2 separate regions of the Homo sapiens genome follow, and region 2 is linked to region 1. Evidence: chromatin loops called from intact Hi-C (ENCODE). Cell type or tissue: Caco-2. All regions are shown on one strand. Links, peaks and the distances in the headings refer to the core of each region. The heading gives the core; the rest is flanking DNA. Region 1 has its middle 110 kb from the start of DTWD1. Region 2 has its middle 220 kb from the start of DTWD1.

The links. Hi-C counts contacts between places; a loop is a spot of excess contacts. Peaks named below come from ENCODE experiments on the same cell type or tissue, not always from the same donor. Only the 100,000 strongest peaks of a DNase experiment are listed, where the experiment ranks them.
Region 2: a loop joins it to region 1, with 3.0 times the contacts of the local background. A loop is called at or near these places in 1 of 110 quality-filtered maps.

The regions. Positions count from the first base shown.
Region 1 is chr15:49,729,410-49,738,911 of GRCh38, reverse strand. No RefSeq gene overlaps it. Among named protein-coding and RNA genes, the nearest start is that of DTWD1, 110 kb to the right of the region's middle. In Caco-2, for the core only: no CTCF peak of the experiment used is centred there; a DNase peak (open chromatin) is centred at 4,652.
Region 2 is chr15:49,838,723-49,848,224 of GRCh38, reverse strand. No RefSeq gene overlaps it. Among named protein-coding and RNA genes, the nearest start is that of DTWD1, 220 kb to the right of the region's middle. In Caco-2, for the core only: no CTCF peak of the experiment used is centred there; DNase peaks (open chromatin) are centred at 3,674 and 5,644.

The DNA.
Region 1 (9,502 bases), core at 2,236-6,235:
AGCTCTGAGGTAGCGACTATGGGGTTTTCTAGGCATATAATCATATTGTCTGCAAATAGAGATAGTTTGCCCATCTCTCTATTTGCATGTTTTTTATTTTTTTCTCTTAACTAATTGTTCTGGCTAAAACTTCTACTACTATGTTCACTAAGAGTGGTGAAAGTGGGCATTCTTGTCTTATTCTGGTTCTCAATGGGAATGTTTCCAGCTTTTGCTTATGCACTATGATATTGGCTGTTTGCCGCAGATCTCTCTTACTAGATTTAGGTATGTTCCTTTGATGCTTAATTTGGTGAAGGCTTTTAATATGAATGGATGTTGAATTTTATTGAAAGCTTTTTCTGCATCTATTGAGATGATCATGTGGTTTTTGTTTATAGTTCTGTCCATGTGGTGACTCACATTTGTTGATTTGCATATGTTGAACCAACCTTACATCTCAGGATTAAAGCCTACTGATGATGGTAGGCTTTGATGTGCTGCTCGATTTGGTTTGCTACTGTTTTGTTGAGGATTTTTGTGTCGATATTTATCAAGGATATTTGCCTGTAGTTTTCTTTTTTCATTGTGTTTTGCCAGGGTTTAGTTCAGGATGATGCTGGCCTCATGGAGTGTGTTAGGGAGGAGTCCCTCCTTCTTCATTTGTTGGACTAGTTTCAGTAGGAATGGTATCAGCTGTTCTTTATATATGTCTGGTAGAATCTGGCTGTGAATTTCTCTGGTCTCGGGCTTTTTCTGGTTAGTAGGCTTTTTATTACTGATTCAGTTTTGGAATTCATTATTGGTCATTCAGGAATTTGATTTCTTCCTGGTTCAATCTTGAGAGGTTGTATGTTTCCAAGAATGTATCTATTTCTTCTGGCTTTTCTAGTTTTTGTGCTAGAGGTGTTCATAGCAGTCTCTAAGGGGTTTTTTTGTTTTGTTTTGTTTTGTTTTTGTATTTCAGTGAGGTCTACGGTAATGTCCCAATTTGTCATTTCTACTTGTTTATTTGGATCTTCTCTTTTTTTTTCTTTATTAGTTTAGCTAGTAGTCTATCAATCTTATTATATTCTTTCAAAGAACCAACCTGTATATTTGCTGATCTTTTGTATGGTTTTTCATGTCTCAATTTCCTCCAGTTTAGCTCTGATTTTGGTCATTTCTTCTCTTCTGCTAGCTTTGGGGTTGGTTTGCTCTTGTTTCTGTACTTCCTCTAGGTGTGATGTTAGGTGTGATGTTAGGTTGTTAATTTGAGATCTTTCTAACTTTGTGATGCGGGCATTAGCGCTATAAACTTCCATCCAAAACTGCTTTAGCTGTGGCCCAGAGATTTTGGTATGTTGTATCTTTGTTGCCATCAGCTTCAAATAAATTCTCAATTTTTGCCTTAATTTTATTATTTACCCAAAAGTCATTCAGGAGCAAGTGGTTTAATTTCCATGCAGTAGTATGGTTTTGAGCAATTTTCTTAGTATTGATTTCTATTTTTATTTTGCTGTGGTCTGAGAATGTGTTTTGTATAATTTTGGTTTGTTCAAATGTGTTGAGGATTCTTTTATGAATGATTGTGTGGTCAGTTTTAGAGTATGTGGCATGTGCAGATAAGAAGAATGTACATTCTCTTGGTGTAGGGTGGAGATTTCTGTAGATATCTGTTAGGACCATTTAGTCCAATGTCAAATTCATGTCCTGAATATCTTTGTTAGTTTTCTGCTGCAGTGATCTGTTTAATACTGTCAGTGAGGGTGTTGTAGTCTCCCACTATTATTTTGTGGTTATCTAAGTATCTTCAGAGATCTAATAACTTGCTTTATGAATCTCGGTGCTCCTGTATAGGGTACAGGTAAATTTAGGACTGTTAGGTCTCATTGAACTCAACCTGTTACCATTATGTAATGCCCTTTATTGTCTTTTTTGATTGTTGTTGGTTTAAAGTCTGCTTTGACTGAAATTAGATTAGCAACCCCTGCTTTTTTCTGTTTTCCATTTGCTTGGTACATTTTTCTCCATTATTTTCCTTTGAGCTTACACATGTCATTGCATGTGAGATGGTTCTCTCGTGGATAGCTGGATATAGGCCCTCAATACAGTTGGGTCTTGCTTCTTTATTCATCTTGCCACTCTGTCCCTTTTAATTTGGGGCATTTAGCTCTCTTATATTCAAGGTTAATATTGATATGTGCAGGTTTGATTCTGTCATCATGTTTCTTACGGGTTATTACGTAGACTTGATCATGTGATTGTTTCATAGTGTGAATAGTCTAAGTAGTTGTGTGTTACTGTGGTGACCAATAATGGTCTTTCCTGTCCATATTTAGCATTCCCTTAAGGATCTCTTTCAAGGTAGATCTAGTGGTAAGGAATTTCCTTAGCATTTGCTCATCTGAAAAGGATCTTATTTCTTCTTCCCTTTTGAAGCTTCATTTGGCTGGATATAAAATTCTCTGTTGGGATTTCTTTTCTCTAAGAATGCTGGATATAGGCCCTCAATTTCTCTTGGATTGTAGTTTCTACTGCAGTGTCTGCTGTAAGCCTGATGGGCTTATACCCCTTGTAGGTGATATGCCCCTTCTTTCTAGCTGCCTTTATCATTTTTTCTTTCATTTCAGCCTTGGAAAATTTGATAACTTTTTGCCTTGGTTGTGGTTGTCTTGTATAGTATGTCACAGGCATTTTCTGCATTTACTTGATTTGAATGTTGGACTCTTTGGCGTGGTTGAAGAAATTTTCATGGATGATATTCTCAAATGTGTTTTCCAAGTTGCTTGCTTTTTCTCCCTCTCTTTCACCAATCTATGACACCAATGAGTCATAGATTTGGTCTCTTTACATTATCCCATATTTCTTGGAGATTTTGTTCATTCTTCTTTATTTTTTCTTATTTATTTTTGTCTGACTGTGACAAAAGTCACAGTCTGCAGAACTGGTCTTTGACCTCTGAGATTTTTTTCATTAGCTTGGTCAATTCTACTATTAACACTTTCAATTGTATTATGAAATTCTTGAAGCAAGTTTTTCAGCTCTGTCAGTTTGGTTTGGTTCTTTCTTAAAATGACCACTTTGTCTTTTATCTCCTGTATCATTTTATTATATTATTTAGATTCCTTGGATTGAGTTTAAACTTTCTTCTGCATGTCAATGATCTTCACTCTATCCATAATCTGTATTTTATTTCCGACATTTCTGCCATTTCAGCCTGGTTAAGAATCATCGATAGGAAGCTAGTGCAGTCGTTTGGAAGTAAAAAGTCACTCTAGCTTTTTGAGCTGCCAGAATTCTTGTGTGGGTTCTTTCTCATCTGTGTTGGCTGACGTTCCTTTAATCTTTGAAGCTGCTGTTTTTTGGATGGCTGTTTTTGCTTTTATCTTCTTTGTTGTCCTTTGAGGTTTGATTGTGGTGTGAGGTAGGTTGAGTCCACCGGCTTCAACTCTAGTCTGCTCCTGGGTCTTGAAGGAGCCCCTCCGATTACTGTTTCTATGCCCACATTACTTTTATGCATGGGGTTCTGGTCCGTAGGCCTCCCTCAAACAGGGGCTGAAGATGGCAGACAGGCCATATCTTTGCCAGGTCTGCCCTAATCTGTTGTCTGTGTGCTTTCCATAGCAACATGTGGTTGCACTTGCTTGCAGACTTCGGGCAGGAGCAGGACTGCTGGGTGGAAGTTCTAGCCAGTGTGGCCTGTCTGGATTTGAGAAGCAGGGGTTGATGGAGTTTCCCATCCTGTCTTCCAGGTGTTTCCTGGGCAACAAGAGGCTATGCCCCTCAGTAAATTTAGACAGAAGGAGGACTGCTTGTTTGGAAGTTCTAGCCAGTATTGTTCACCTGCTTGTGACAGCTGGGGGTGGGTGGAGTCACCCACTCTGCCATCTGGGTGTTTCTCAGAACAACAGGAGGCTGTGCCCACTGGCTGAGTTCACATAGAAGCAGAAACACTGGGCTAGAAGCTCCAGCTGCCATTTCTTGCCTGGTGACCAGCAATGAGGGTGAGGGGGTGATATGGTTTGGCTTTGTGTTGCCACCAAAATCTCACCTCAAGTTGTAATTCCCATAATCCCCATGTATCAAGCGTGGGACCAGGTGGAGGTAATTGGATCATGGAGGCGATTTCCCTGATGCTGTTCTCATGACAGTGAGTGAGTCTCATGAGATCTGACGGTTTATCAGTGTCTGGTATTTCTCCTGCTTGCACTCACTCCTTCCCGCAACCGTGTAAAGAAGCATCCACTTCTCCTTTGCCTTCCACAATGATTGTAAGTTTCCTGAAGCCTCCCCAGCAATGTGGAAATGTGAGTCAATTAAACCTCTTTCCTTTATAAATTACCTAGTCTCAGGTATTTTTTCATAGCAGGGTGCAAATCTACTAATACAGTAAATTGATACCAAAGTAGTAAGGTGCCGATATAAAGATACCTGAAAATGTAGAAATGACTTTGGAACTGGGTAACAGGCAGAGGTTGGAACAGTTTGGAGGGCTCAGAAGAAGACAGGAAGATCCAGGAAAATTTGGAACTTCCTAGAGACTTATTGAATGGTTTTGACCAAAATGCTGATAGTGGTATGGACAATGAAGTCCAGGCTGAGGCAGTTTTAGATGCGCATGAGAAAGTTACTGGGAACTGGAGCAAAGGTGACTCTTACTGTGCTTTAGCAAACAGACTGATGGCATTTTGCCACTGTCAGGTCTCTGAGCCCAAGCCTGCAGGTATACATCCAGATGGCCTGAAGCAACTGAAGATCCACAAAAGAAGTGAAAATAGCTTTAGCTGATGACATTCCACCACTGTGATTTGTTTCTGCCCCACCCTAACTGATCAATGTACTTTGTAATCTCCCTCACCCTTAAGAAGGTTCTTTGTAATCTCCCCCACCCTTAAGAAAGTTCTTTGTAATCTCCCCCACCCTTAAGAAGATTCTTTGAAATTCTCCCCACCTGATAATGTACTTTGTGAGATCCACCCCCCGCCCACAAAACATTGCTCCTAACTCCACCACCTATCCCAAAACCTATAACAACTAATGATAATCCCACCACTCTTTGCTATCTTTTTGGACTCAGCCCACCTGCACCCAGGTGAAATAAAGAGCCTTGTTGCTCACACAAAGCCTGTTTGGTGGTCTCTTCACAGGGATGCGCGTGACAGCCACTACCCTAGAGATCTGTGGAACTTTGAACTTGAACGAGTTGATATAAGGTATCTGGGAGACATTTCTAAGAAATTCATAAGCAGCAAAGCATTCAAGAGCTGACAGAGCATAAAAGTTCGTAAAATTTGCAGCCTGATGAAGCAGTAGAAAAGAAAAACCCATTTTGGGGGAGAAATTCAAGCCAGCTGAAGAAATTTGCATAAATAATGAGGAGCCAAATGTAATCACCAAGACAATGGGGAAAATGTCTCCAGGGCATGTCAGAGACCTTGTGGCAGCCCCTCCCATCATAGACCCTGAGGCCTAAGAGGGAAAAAATGGTTTTCTGGGTCTGGCCCAGTGCTCCCCTGATGTGTGCAGCCTAAGGACTTGGCACCCTGTGTCCCAGCCCCCCCAGTAATGGCTAAAAAGGGCCAAGGTACAGCTCATGCTGTTGCTTCGGAGGGTTCAAGCCTCAAGCCTTGTCAGCTTACACATGGTGTTGGGCCTGCAGTACACAGAAGTCAAGAATTGAGGTTGGGAACCTCCACCTAGATTTCAGAGGGTGTATGGAAATGCCTGGTTGTCCAGGCAAAAGTTTGCTGCAGGGGCAGAGCCATCATGGAGAACCTCTGCTAGGGCAGTGTGGAAGGGAAATGTGGGTCAGAGCCTCCACATCAAGTCTCCACTGGGGCACTGCCTAGTAGATCCTCCAGATCCCAGAATGTTAGATCCACCAACAGCTTTCACTGTGTGCCTGGAAAAGCCACAGACACTCAACACCAGCTCATGAAAGCAGCCAGGAGGGGGGCTGTACCCTGCAAAGCCACAGGGGCAGAGCTGCCCAAGGCCATGGGAACACCCTTCCTGCATGAGCGTGATCTGGATTTGAAACATGGAGTCAAAGTAAATCATTTTGGAACTTAAAGATTTAATGACTGCCCTATTGGGTTTTGGACTTGTATGGGGCCTGCAGCCCCTTGGTTTTGGCCAATTTCTCCCATTTGAACAGCTTTATTTACCCAATGCCTGTACCCCCATTGTATCTATGAAGTAACTAACTTGCTTTTGATTTCACAGGCTCATAGGCTGAATGGACTTGCCTTGTCTCAGATGAGACTTTGGACTGTGGACTTTTTATTAATGCTGAAATGGTTAAGACTTTGGGGGACTTTGGGGAAGGCATGATTGGTTTTGAAATGTGAAAAGATATGAGAGTTAAGAGAGGCTGGGACAGAATGATATGGTTTGGCTCTGTGTCCGCAGCCAAATCTCACCTTGAATTGTAATCCCCATTAAGGGAGGAGACCACCCGTTATATTGTCTTATGCCCAATTTCTGCCTGCAAAGAAAGAAGAAGTAAAAACTAAAAGGCAGAAATGAAATCCAGAGGCAGACAGCCCGGGGCCGCACCCTGGGCCTGGTAGTTAAAGATCGACCCCTGACCTAACTGGTTATGTTATCTATAGATTCCAGACATTGTATGGAAAAGCACTGTGAAAATCCCTGTCCTGTTCTGTTTTGTTCTGATTACCGGTGCATGCAGCCCCCAGTCACTTACCCCCTGCTTGCTTAATCGATCACAACCCTCTCATGTGGACCCCCTTAGAGATGTGGGTCCTTAAAAGGGACAGGAATTGCTCACTCAGGGAGCTCGGCTCTTAAGACAGGAGGCTTGCCGATGCTCCCGGCCGAATAAACCCCTTCCTTAACTTGGTGTCTCAGGAGTTTTGTCTGCGGCTCGTCCTGCTACACCATAAACCCCACATGTCAAGGGTGTGACCATGTGGAGGTAATTGGATCATGCAGGTGGTTTCCCCAGTGCTGTTCCTATGATAGTGAATGAGTCTCATGAGATCTGATGGTTTTATAAGTGTCTGGCATTTCCCCTGCTTGCACTGACTTCATTCCGCCACCCTGTAAAGTAGGTGCCTGCTTCTCCTTTGCCTTCTGCTATGATTGTAAATTTCCTGAGGCCTCCCCAGCAATGCAAAACTGTGAGTCAATTAAACCTCTTTCCTTTATAAATTACCCAGTCTTGGGTATTTCTTCATTGCACTGTGAGAACAGACCAATACAGTGGGGTTACTGCCCTGCTGGGTATTTCCCAGGACAACAGTAGGCTGCTCCTGCTGGCTGAGTTCAGGCAGAAGTGGGACTGCTGGGCTGGAAGCTTAAATAGGAGTTGCCTCCCTACCAATGCAGGGTTGGGGGAGTGAGGTAGCCTGCCCTGCAATCTAGATGCTTACTGGGAAAACAGGAGGCTATATACATAAGCTGAGGCCCCAGAGAAACAAGACTGCTGGGCTGGAAACCCTAGCAGGCATTTCCTGCCGGCTACCAGTGATGGGAAGGGGTTGGGCCACTCACCCTTCCATCTGGGTTCTTCCCAGGACAACAAGAGGTTGCACCCTCTGGCTGAGTTCACACAGAAGCAGGACCACTGGGCCAGAAGCTCTAGCAGGTGTTGACTGCCTGGCTACCAGTGGTGGGTGAGGGTGGGATCACCCACTTTGCTATCTAGGTGTTTCCTGGGACAAGAGGCTGCACCTTCTGGCTGAGTTTACACAGAAGTGGGACTGCTGAGCCAGAACCTGGTACTGAGCACCGCCTGGTGAGGGGGTGTGGAGCAATCTTATTGCTCCCAGGCACTGCAACTGTGGCCTCTATTGGGGCTATGGTATCTGTGCTGGTCTACTTCAGGGCCCAAGGCTTGTAGAGGTCCCCTTGGATTCAAGAGTTGCCCTTGGAAAATGTCTGCGTGGCTCTCTGCCTCAATCTAGAAGTGTGGTGAGGGTATGCAGTGAGGCCAGGGGCATTTTTCTGTTCCTGGTGTGCATAGGTTCCTGTGGAGAGTGTGAATCCCCCAAATGGGCTCTCATTCATTCACTCACTCACCCTCCCTTTTGCTTTTGGAGATGTTCTCCTGGCTCCATGCTGAGCCCAAACAGGCCAGTGCCAGCTTTGCTCCTCTCTGTTCTCTGTGTCCTTCTGCTGCCTCGATGGATCCTGATATGGTTTCTCAAATGATTGGCCTATACGGTCAATGACTACTAGCCCTTTTATTTTCTCTCCGTGAGAGCTGTACACATGAGCTGCTTCTAGTCTGCTATCTTGACCTCCCCTCCCCAAATAATTTTTTAAATGAGCTGTTAAATTCAGCTTGCAAGTATTTTGTTGATTTTTGCATCTATGTTCATCAGGACCATTAGCCTATAGTTTTCTATTTTTTTGTTGTAGAGCCTTATAGAATGAATTTGGAAGAGCTCCCTCTTTAATTTTGGGGAGTTTTAGAATGATTGTTATTAGTTCTTTAAATGTTTGGTAGAATTCATCAGTGACTCCTTCCAGTCCTAGGCTTTTCTTTTTTGGGAGACATTTTATTATTGATTTAATCTCATTACTCAGTATTGGTCTGTTCAGATTTTCTATTTCTTATAATTCAATTTGTAAGATTGTATGTGTCCAGGAATTTAACCATTTTTCTAGGTTTTTTGATTTGTTGGCCTATTGTTATTTATAATAGTCTGTTATTTTAAATATTTCTGTTGTATCAGTTGTAATGTCTCCTTTTTCATCTCTGATTTTATGTATTTAAATTTTGTCTGTTTTTGCTTAGTCTGGCTTAAAGATTTGTCAATTTTGTTTATATTTTAGAAAAACCAACCCTTGTTTGGCTGATCTTTGCATTTTTTATGTCTATATTTGTATTTCTGTTCTGATCTTTATTATTTCATTCTACTTTTTTTTTTTTTTGGTTTTGAAACAAACACAGTTCTGCTCTGTCACACAGGCTGGAGTGCAGTGTGGCAATAATAGCTCACTGCAGCCTCAAACTCCTGGGTTCAAGTGATCCTCCTACCTCAGTCTCCTACCTTAGCTGAGTAGCTAATACCACAGGTACATACCCCCACACCTGGTTAATTTTTTTTTTTTTTTCTTTTTGTAGAGACATGGTCTCACCTTTTGCCTAAGCTGGTTTGAAACTTCTGGCTTCAAGTGATCCTTCTGCCTTGGCCTCCTGCAGCACTGGGATTACAGGCATAAACCATTGTGCCTGGCCTGTTCATGTTTATCTAATTTCTTGAGGTACAATATTAGGTTATTTAGGACCTTTCTAATTTTTTAATGTAAGTTTTTATTGCTATAAACTTCACTTTTAGAATTGCTTTTCCTGTATCTCATTGATTTTGGTATGTTGCATTCCCATTTTCATTTATCTCAAGAATATTTAAAATTTATTTAAAATTATTTATTGACCCATTTGTTGTTTAGGAGCATGTTGTTTAATTTCTATGTCTTTGTATAGTTTCCAGAGTTCCTCCTGTTATTGTTTTCTAGTTTTATTTCATTGCGGTAAAAAAAAAATACTTGATATAATTTCGATTTTTAAAAA
Region 2 (9,502 bases), core at 1,913-5,912, 110 kb before region 1:
GACTGAGCCCCTAAAAATACCTCATCAACTAAACCTCATGCATGGAAGATCTATTTTAAATGCAGTGCAGTCTTTTGGGCTTTAGACAGTTTCCTCTCTGACTAATAAGGCATTTTTTCTTGGACTTGACTTCTTATATTTACATGTTCCTCAGCCTTGGTAGTCTTTACTTGTTTATATTTTATCATTGCTTATTATATCTATTCATGTTGCAAGCTACTTTGAATCCTTTACGAAACGAGATGGGATATGGCTAAAGAGACATTGTTGTGTCATAGACAGATAACTGGGATTTAAATTGGAGATTTTGGGGATTTAAATTGGAAACTTTTGGGGGAGAAGGAGAAAGGAAGTTGACTTTCTTCCACTGATCCATCCTTTGGTCATGGGCAGGTCACTTCTTTCGCTTTTGCTGTTTGCTTCTGTTAGTTGATGTAGATAGTTGAGAATCATTCCTTCAAAAATGGTGACTGAAAGGTTGGAGTTTTGTTTGTTTTTTCTAGAATACAACTTATTCATGGCACTAAAAATAACCCACAGTCATGTCTTCTCAGCAGTTATTTTCAGCCCCCAAAGAATTGCTGTGGTTTCATTCTTCAAGTCCTTAGGGTCTGGCTGTGTCTTGGGGACATTCTTGCTACTTCTTGGCAAATCAATTAATGAAGCAACAGGCTGCATATCTGGCATCAGTGGGAAATACAGAAGCAGCATCAAACACAGGCTTTCTCTCAGGGGACTTCAGGTTAGCATGGAACAGAGCCCGGCACATGGATATGTGGGCAGTGAAATGGCCCTGCACTTGGAATAGAACACCTGGGTTCCTGGCCAGGCTATGGAATCTTGAGCAATTGTATCTAATTTTTCTAGACTTAATTCCCTCACAAATAGAATTGATAGTGGGGCTGTAGTAAGAATTAAACAAGTGAATGAACAGCAAAGAAGTTTACAGTTTGCAAAATAATATGTCAGGAGTACGTGCTATAATAAAGAAGTATTATTTGTATTTGATACAAAGCAACATGTCTAGAGACATGCATACCTGAATTCATGTCTTTACCAGCTGTCTGGTTGGGGGCAAGGCACTTGACATCTCTGAGTTTCAGTTTCCTAATGTGTATAATGGGTATATTAATACCAGCATCATAGAGCTCCTGGGAGCATGGGTGGCACTGTGTAGAAAACATAAAGGGTGGCTGGCACATGGTATGCACTGAACAAGTAGAAGCTTTCATTTCACTATTACTATAGTGTAACAATGAAAATAATATATAATTTGGTGCTAAATTGTTTGCCTATGGCCTGTGGGTAGTGTAGAAGTTTAGAGAAGAGGCATGCCAGCTGTTTTTGGAGTCTTGTTAAAAAGGCCCATAGAAGAGGTGTGATTTGAGATAGGCCTGGAAGGTAAGTAAGCTTTGCCTTGGTGGAACAAACAGTAGAGTTAACACAAATTAGTCCTGTGGCCATAGACAGCATAGTTCAGGCAGGATCACACTTATATTCATATTATTCTTGGACCTTCTGTAGCACCTAGCTTGGAAGTTATTTATGTATTTGTTTGCCTCCTCATGAGATCCTAGAAACATGTCATTTTTATCTTTATATTCCTATTTTATTTCTTAAGACTTTATCTTTTTTTTTTGGACGGAGTCTCACAGTGTTGCCCGGGCTGGAGTGCAGTGGTGCAATTTTGGCTCACTGCAACCTCTGTCTCCCAGGATCAAACGATTCTTCTGCCTCAGCCTCCCGAGTAGCTGGGATTACAGGCACCCGCCACCACGCCTGGCTAATTTTTTGTATTTTTAGTAGAGACAGAGTTTCACTATGTTGGCCAGGCTGGTCTCGAACTCCTTACCTTGTGATCCACCCACCTTGGCCTCCCAAAGTGCTGGAATTACAGGCGTGAGCCACCACGCCCAGGCAAGACATTATCTTTTTAGAGCAATGTGAAGTTCACAGCAAAATGGAGAGGAAAGTGCCAGTATTTCCCATATATATTCCTTAAAGTAATGGCTCTCAACTCTGTGACTATCAAGTGGAGAGCTCTTAAGAATGTCTATGCTGGGCCTCACACTAAACCTATGAAATTGAAATCTCAGGGTATGAGGCCCAAGTGTTGGTAATTTTTCAAATATCCCAGAGGTTCACAACATGACTGTAGGTTGAAAACCATTGCCTTATAGCACCAACCACACATGAACAGATTTGTTCAATTGTTGAGATGGTTGGATGAAATGGAGTACTTCAGAAAATACACTGGACTGAAATTAGAAGTTGCGGGTTGTAGCTTCAGCTCTGCCCTGACTGCTGTGTAAGGTGGTCAGATCCTTCAGCCTCCCTGGGCTCTGTGTCCTCATCAGCATTATAGGGAGGTTGCACCCTATGTCTCTTCAAGCCTTGATGGCCTATGATGTAGCTAAGCAGATGTCATCCTACCCTCTTTAGTTTGGGAAGTCAAATCTAGTGATGGAATGGTGTGGGTGCTTTTCTTGCTTTCTCATAATACACTTCTCTCCTCACCATGCCAGCCCCACCTAGATGCACATCAGAGGAGCTTACAGAGGACGTTTGAAGACTGTTTTCTTCTTTTCCCAAGAAATGCTATGATATTGTCAGTCTGTGTTTATTTCTAACGAAGGAAATATGTCCCCTTTATTGGAAACACCTTGTGGAAGGAGGCAAGGGCCTCTCTCTGCAGTCTGGCAACTGACAGCAGAGATGCCGGCTTAGCCCCACCTGTCCCCATAGCCAAGACAGACATGGCCCCAAATGCTTCTGTACGTAAACCTTTGTGAAGTTTCCTGTGGGCACAGCACAGATTGGGCCTCAGTTGCTGCTTCTGGCCAAAGTAACTCAAACCACATGACTGGAGAGGAATCAAGGTGAATGTACTTGCACTAGAGGCAAAAAATGTAAGCAAGTGGTACCTTCTCACCTTGGTCGTGAACACCTCTCTCGTGGACCAGGCATTGGCCAGACCTATAAAGTAATAGCAAATGCCAGTCCTGAAAATCACTGTGGACTTGAAGTAGGCTATCTGATGTTCCTTATAAGACAGCCATCCTTTTTCACTCAATAAACAACAGAGGGGACAGGAAATTAGAAGGAAGGTAGTAAACATGTGAGGAATTTCTTTTGGCACCCCACCTTCTCCGTCTGAGCCTAGAGCCAGGAGGTGGAGCAGACAAAGCTCTTGTGCCTGGTCCTCAAGCTCTTTCTTCATCTCTTCAACGTAGGCTGGGTTGCCCCATGTTTGTCAGAGTTTTAAGGAGGGGTCCTTGGCCTGTGAGTGTGTGGTGGCAATAGCCATTCTCAGAAAAATGCATCTTGCAGGAAGAAAATCAGCATCTTTAGAATCCTATAGAAAACAGTCCTCTATGATGCTGTCCTTCTGGTGATTTATAAACAGGATTTCCTGTTAGACCTCAACTGAGCTTCAACTCAACATTGCCAGGTCTGTCCTGCAGACCCTGGCTGAGCGACAGATGAAAGGAATACTCAGACACAGGTATCCCATGAAAGAGTGACTAGGGGACTGCCTGGCACTAGGTGGCCGAAGAGTCAGCAGCCCCAATAAGCCGGAGCTGCTTGTATTTATTCAGTACTGGTATAATGTCAAAGGCCTGGAGCCAACACAATCTATGGGTAATTAACATTGTCATTCCCCCTTGCAGGGAGCAGTCTTGCATGCGGATGATCAAAGGTCGGTCTCTGGATGACATACGTAAATAAGCTTATCTAGAGAGGCTACCTGCAACCGAGAATGTTAAGGTATTTCCTTTGCCATAATGTAGCCATAATTGTGTTTGGGCAGGTACACAGTAAGGGTTAGAACTTTTATAACTTACACACAGTGGGAGGATTGTGAAGTGATATGTAGCGTTACCTGGCACCTTAGTCCAATGTGTGTTATTAATGAGGGACCCTACCGGGGGCAACTCAATCCCTCCCAGCCAAGCAGTTATGTTATTAGAGGCTGGAAGGGCGTGTCTGCCAAGGTAACAGGGCAGAAGAAAGATGGATCTAAGAGATGAGCCCAATAGAGTGTAGCAGGTGCGGGTTGCAGGCAGAGTGAGAGAATAAGAAAGGTTAATACTCTGTGAGACTTGCAATGTACAACAGAAAGCATAGCAAGGAACAGATTATCTGGAATGAATGGTGTCTGTGTCTGGAGCAGGATTTGCTCAGCCTCCTGAGTTTTCTTCTTCAGCATTCCCCAGGTAATGTCCGGGGCCTGTGTCATCCAAGGAAGCTGCATCAACTGGGGCTGCGGGTCCTGCAGGGTCATTTCCTTCATTTCTGGTACCGGGTTGGATCCTAGCCATGCCATGGTATGGTTTGATGAGTCATGCTGGAATCCAAAGAGGGCTTGAGGGGGTGTGAACACAAGCATGTCCTCTTCCCCATGTTAGCAAATCATTTGGACCACACCATACATTACTATTTACATGTTTCCGTAAAACCGCAGGTTTTATGTTTTGAGAGCATTTTGCAAAATGCTTTTCTATGGCTGATTGAAATTTATCATCTACATTTAAAAAATTAAGGGTAAATAAGGCTTTTGCCAATAGTGTTGCAGGGTCCTTACCCATATTCCTTCTTTTCTGTTTTTTGAGCATATTTTTAAGGGTGGAGTGGACATGTTCTACTATGGCCTGTCCTTAGGGGTTTTAAGGGATGCCTGTGGAATGTTGGATGTTCCACGTGTGACAAAATTGTTGAAATTGTGAGCTGACATAAGCCGGACCATTATCAGTTTTAATTTTTGTGGGCCACTCCATAAACACAAAAGTAAAGAGAAGATGTTTAATGATATATTGGGCAGACTCTCCAGGAAGAGCATGAGCGCTTATTAAATGGGAACTGGTATCAACAGATACATGTACATATCTTAGTTTTCCAAATTCAGGGATGTGTGTAACATCTGTTTGCCATAATTGATTAGGTTCTAGTCCTCTAAGGTTAACACCTGTTGAAGGAGGGGATGTGACTGTGAGCTGGCAATCTGGGCATTGTAAAATAATTTGTTTAGCTAGTCTTTGGGTAACTTGAAATTGTTTAGATAAATTTCTCCAATTTTCGTGGAAAAATTGGTGTGATTGGGTGGCTTGGTCAAGCAATGATGTCATAACCTGCAGGTCTGCTTGATTATTGTCATAAGCTGGTGGCCTGGGGAGTGAGGTGTGGGCCCGAATGTGTGTAATAAAAATAGGATGTGTACATTGATCTAGCAATTGCTGAAGTCAAAGAAAATGTGTACACAGGGTGGGCTCAAGAGTAGACTTAATGAGGGCTGTCTCAAGGTACTGCAATAAATAAATGGAGTAAGCAGAGTCACTAACAATATTGATAGATTGAGCAGAAAAGATTTCTAGGGCCAATATTAGGGCTCCAACCTCAGCTGTCTGAGTGCTAGTAAATCCAGATGGAGTGAGGGAGTTATGCAGTTCCCACTAGATAACTGCTTTTCCATTTTTACCAGAGCCATCAGTAAAAAGCGTTAAAACATTAGGTATGGGGGAGTGAACTACTTTTGTAGGTATAACTACAGGAGTACAAGATAAGAACTTGTACTCTTATCTATCTGAAGTAGTTTGTCAGCAGGAAGGGCATCTTCTATATGGCCTGCTGCTATCTGCAGGTCTAGAGATAAGGGCAAAACTGCTTTGAATTGTTTTTTACGCAAGGGAATTTTTGTGACATCAGGGTCATAACCTAGCAATTGATTGCATCGTCTGCAGCCTGTATAGATAACTTTACTAACTAGCTGGATATAGGGAGATAGTGTTTTAGTCCCAATATGTGAGCAAAAAACCTGTTCTAGAAAATGCAGCCCAGGGGCCATCTGTCCTATTAATCCTGTTGAGGAATGTTTAGTAGGAAAAACAAATAATTGGACTGAATATCATGGGCCTATGCTATCTAGTTGCCTCTGAGAAATAGTTTGCTCTATTTCCTCAATTTCCCTTTGTGCTGCAGGGGTTAAATACCTGGGGGAGTCTAGGGCTGCATTGCCTTTTAGGATAGAAAACAGGCTTATAACCTATAAATAGTTATGCCTAAGGTGGGGCAAAACCAGTTAATATTACCTAGTGTTTTTTGATAATCATTTAAGGTGTGTAAGTTGTTAGTATTTAATTTAACCTTCTGGGGTCTTACTGACCGGGAAGTTAGTATCTATCCAGGATATTTCCAAGGAGAGGACATCTGTACTTTTTCAGGTGCTATGATTAAACCTCTTAATTGTGTATTCTTTTTGACAGAGGCATATAAACTTACAAGTATTGGCTCTGGTGGGGCTGCCAGTAATTTATCATCCATAAAATGAATAATCTTGCAATTAGGAAATTCTTTTCTACTGGGGAGCAAAGTCTGATTTACATGATACTGACACATGGTAGGACTGTCCAGCATTCCATGAGGAAGTACTTTCCAATGAAATTGGCAAACTGACCTTTCATTATTGATAGCTGGTATTGTAAACACAAATTTTTCCCTGCCCTGTTTTGCAAGAGGAATAGTATAAAAACAGTCTTTTAAGTCAATAATGACTACAAACCAATCTAGAAGAATCACCACAGGGGAAGGGAGCCCCTGTTGAAGGGGCCCCATAGGTTGCAAATTAGCATTGATAGCATGTAAGTCATGCAAAAGTCTCCATTTACCAGACTTTTTGGGAATGACAAAAATGGACAAATTCCAAGGGCTGTTTGATGGCTCTATATGGCCAGCTTTTAATTGTTCCTCAACTAATTCATGGTCCCTTTGTAATTTATCTCCCTTTAAAAGCCACTGTTCTACCCACATTGGATCTTGAGAGAGCCACATCATGGGTAGGGGAGGAATTGCAACAGTGGCCATTATTAAAAAGGGCTCTGCAGAGTGACCCCCCATTGGGCTAATAGGTCTCGTTCCCAAAGATTAACAGGGATGGGCATGACTAGAGGTTGTATAACTGCTTTTCTCCCTTCCAAATCGCAACATGTCAGGGGATGTGTGCTCTGCTTGGCTGTGTGCATGTCCCTGATGTTAACAATTTTTTGTTTCTCAGTGACCCAAGGCCAAGTTTTCAGCCAGTTTTGATCACTAATGATTGAAATGTCTGCCCCTGTGTACAATAAGCCAGTAAAATTTTTATTTCCAATTTTTAAGGTAATCATGGGTCTCTGATCAGTGATTAATTGGTTCTAATATACTCCTGTGGCTCCCATGTTTCCAAAACTTCCCTTTCCCTTTTCCTTTCCCTGAGTGTTGGGGACCCAGTATGGTAAGAGTAGTAACTGAGCTATCTTTGATCCAGGGGGAAGAATATGCAGACCTTTACATTCCATCATAACTAATATCTCACCTTGGTAATCACTATCATTTACTCCAGTGCGTACATTGATTCCTCTACTGGATAGGCTTGATCACCTTGGGACTAATCCCACTGTTCCCAGAGGCAGTGGGTCCCAGATCCCTGTTGCAACCCTTTTAGGATCTTCTCCTTCTTTTAGCACTAATTTGCTGGGGCAGAGTAAGTCCAGGCCTGTGCTCCCAGAGGTGGCTGCTCTGAGAGAGAGGACTGTGGGCTTTCCATCTGACCAAGGAAAGCCATTGGCATTGCCCCAGTTTGGAGCAGGGTCTGGGGCTGGCCCCTTATGAAGTTTCTCGCCTAGGGGTTTGCTGTTTTTATCAAATTTGGACTTGCATTGATTTTCCCAATGTTTCCCCTTTTTACATTGGCGACATACAGAAGGGGGTTCTTTTCTGAGTTAACTTGGTCTCTACTATTGGGGCATTCCCGCTTCATATGACCTGGCTCTCTACATAGAACACAATTTGGGTTTTTCTCCCTTTTCTCTTTAGGAGGCTTTAATGCCATAGGCAATATTTTGGCTTTGTGTGTTTCAGTCCCTACCAGTTGAAACGTTCATATAAATTCCCCAACTGTAGCTGCTTTTCCTCTGATTGCCTGCATTGCCTGTTGGCAATCCACATTAGCGTTTTCATAAGCCAACTGCAACAATAAGATATCAGTGGCCTGCACATGACTAATTTGTCTTTTAATTGCCTGGGTTAACAGATTGACAAATTCAACAAATGGCTCCTGAGGCTCTTGTCGGACATTTATAAAAGATCCCTGTTGAACTCCGCTTTCGGGAATTCGGTCCCAAGCCCTAAGAGCACACAAAAACACTTGGGCATAGGCTTGGGGAACAAAACTTAATTGTTGTACATTGGCATAGGGACCCCTCCCCTGCAGAATAGCAGCTGTTATGTCTTGCCCAGCCAATTGATTCTGGTTGGCTTGTTCGCACAACTTATCATATTCTGCCTTCCAGAGGAGTTATTGACTGGGCTCTAAAGTTGTTTTAGCTAGCACTAACCAGTCCCATGGGGTCATATGGAAGTTGTCTGCTATGGTTTCAGTTAGTCCTTTCGTAAATGGGCTAGTGGCTCCATTTTCTTTAATGCTTTTTCTTATATCTTTATAAGCATCAAAAGAAATGGGCTCATATACCTGATTGCCTTGTCAATCTTGCATTACCAGGCAGGCCAAGAGCTCCCCTTCTAATGCTGCCTGCCTAAGACAGGGTCCCATAGCTGTAGTGTGGGACCTTGTCTTTTTTCCAATTAATATATTCGAGGAGGGGACTTAGGAAAAATCCCCGTTTTCTCTTTTGTACTTTTATCTGGTAATGGTGGGGCTGAGGGAGGAGGAGGAGGTGGTAAGGTAGGGGATAGTTCCTCCTCCCTTCCCTTTTTAGACTCTTCCATGTAGAGTGGGTCCAAAGCAGCACTGACTAAAGCCCATAATGTTAAAGATGTTACTGGGACCTGTTGCCCTTGTGCATAATTGCGTTTAAGATTTCTCGGGGGGGGTGGAGCCAAGATGGCCGAATAGGAACAGCTCCAGTCTATAGCTCCCAGCGTGAGTGATACAGAAGACGGGTGATTTCTGCATTTCCAACTGAGGTACCGGGTTCATCTCACTGGGGAGTGTCAGAAAGTGAGTGCAGGACAGTGGGTGCAGCGCACTGAGCATGAGCCGAAGCAGGGCGAGGCATTGCCTCACCCGGGAAGCACAAGGGGTCAGGTAATTCCCTTTCCTAGTCAAAGAAAGGGGTGACAGATGGCACCTGGAAAATCGGGTTACTCCCACCCCAATACTGCGCTTTTCCAACAGTCTTAGCAAATGGCACACCAGGAGATTATATCCCGTGCATGGCTCGGAGGGTCCTACGCCCACGGAGCCTCACTCATTGCTAGCACAGCAGTGTGAGATCAAACTACAAGGCAGCAGCAAGGCTAGGGGAGGGGCGCCCGCCATTGCCAAGGCTTGAGTAGGTAAACAGAGCGGCTGGGAAGCTCGAACTGGGTGGAGCCCACTGCAGCTCAAGGAGGCCTGCCTGCCTCTGTAGACTCCACCTCTGGGGGCAGGGCACTGCCAAACAAAAGGCAGCAGAATCCTCTGCAGACTTAAATGTCCCTCTGACAGCTTTGAAGGGAGTAGTCGTTCTCC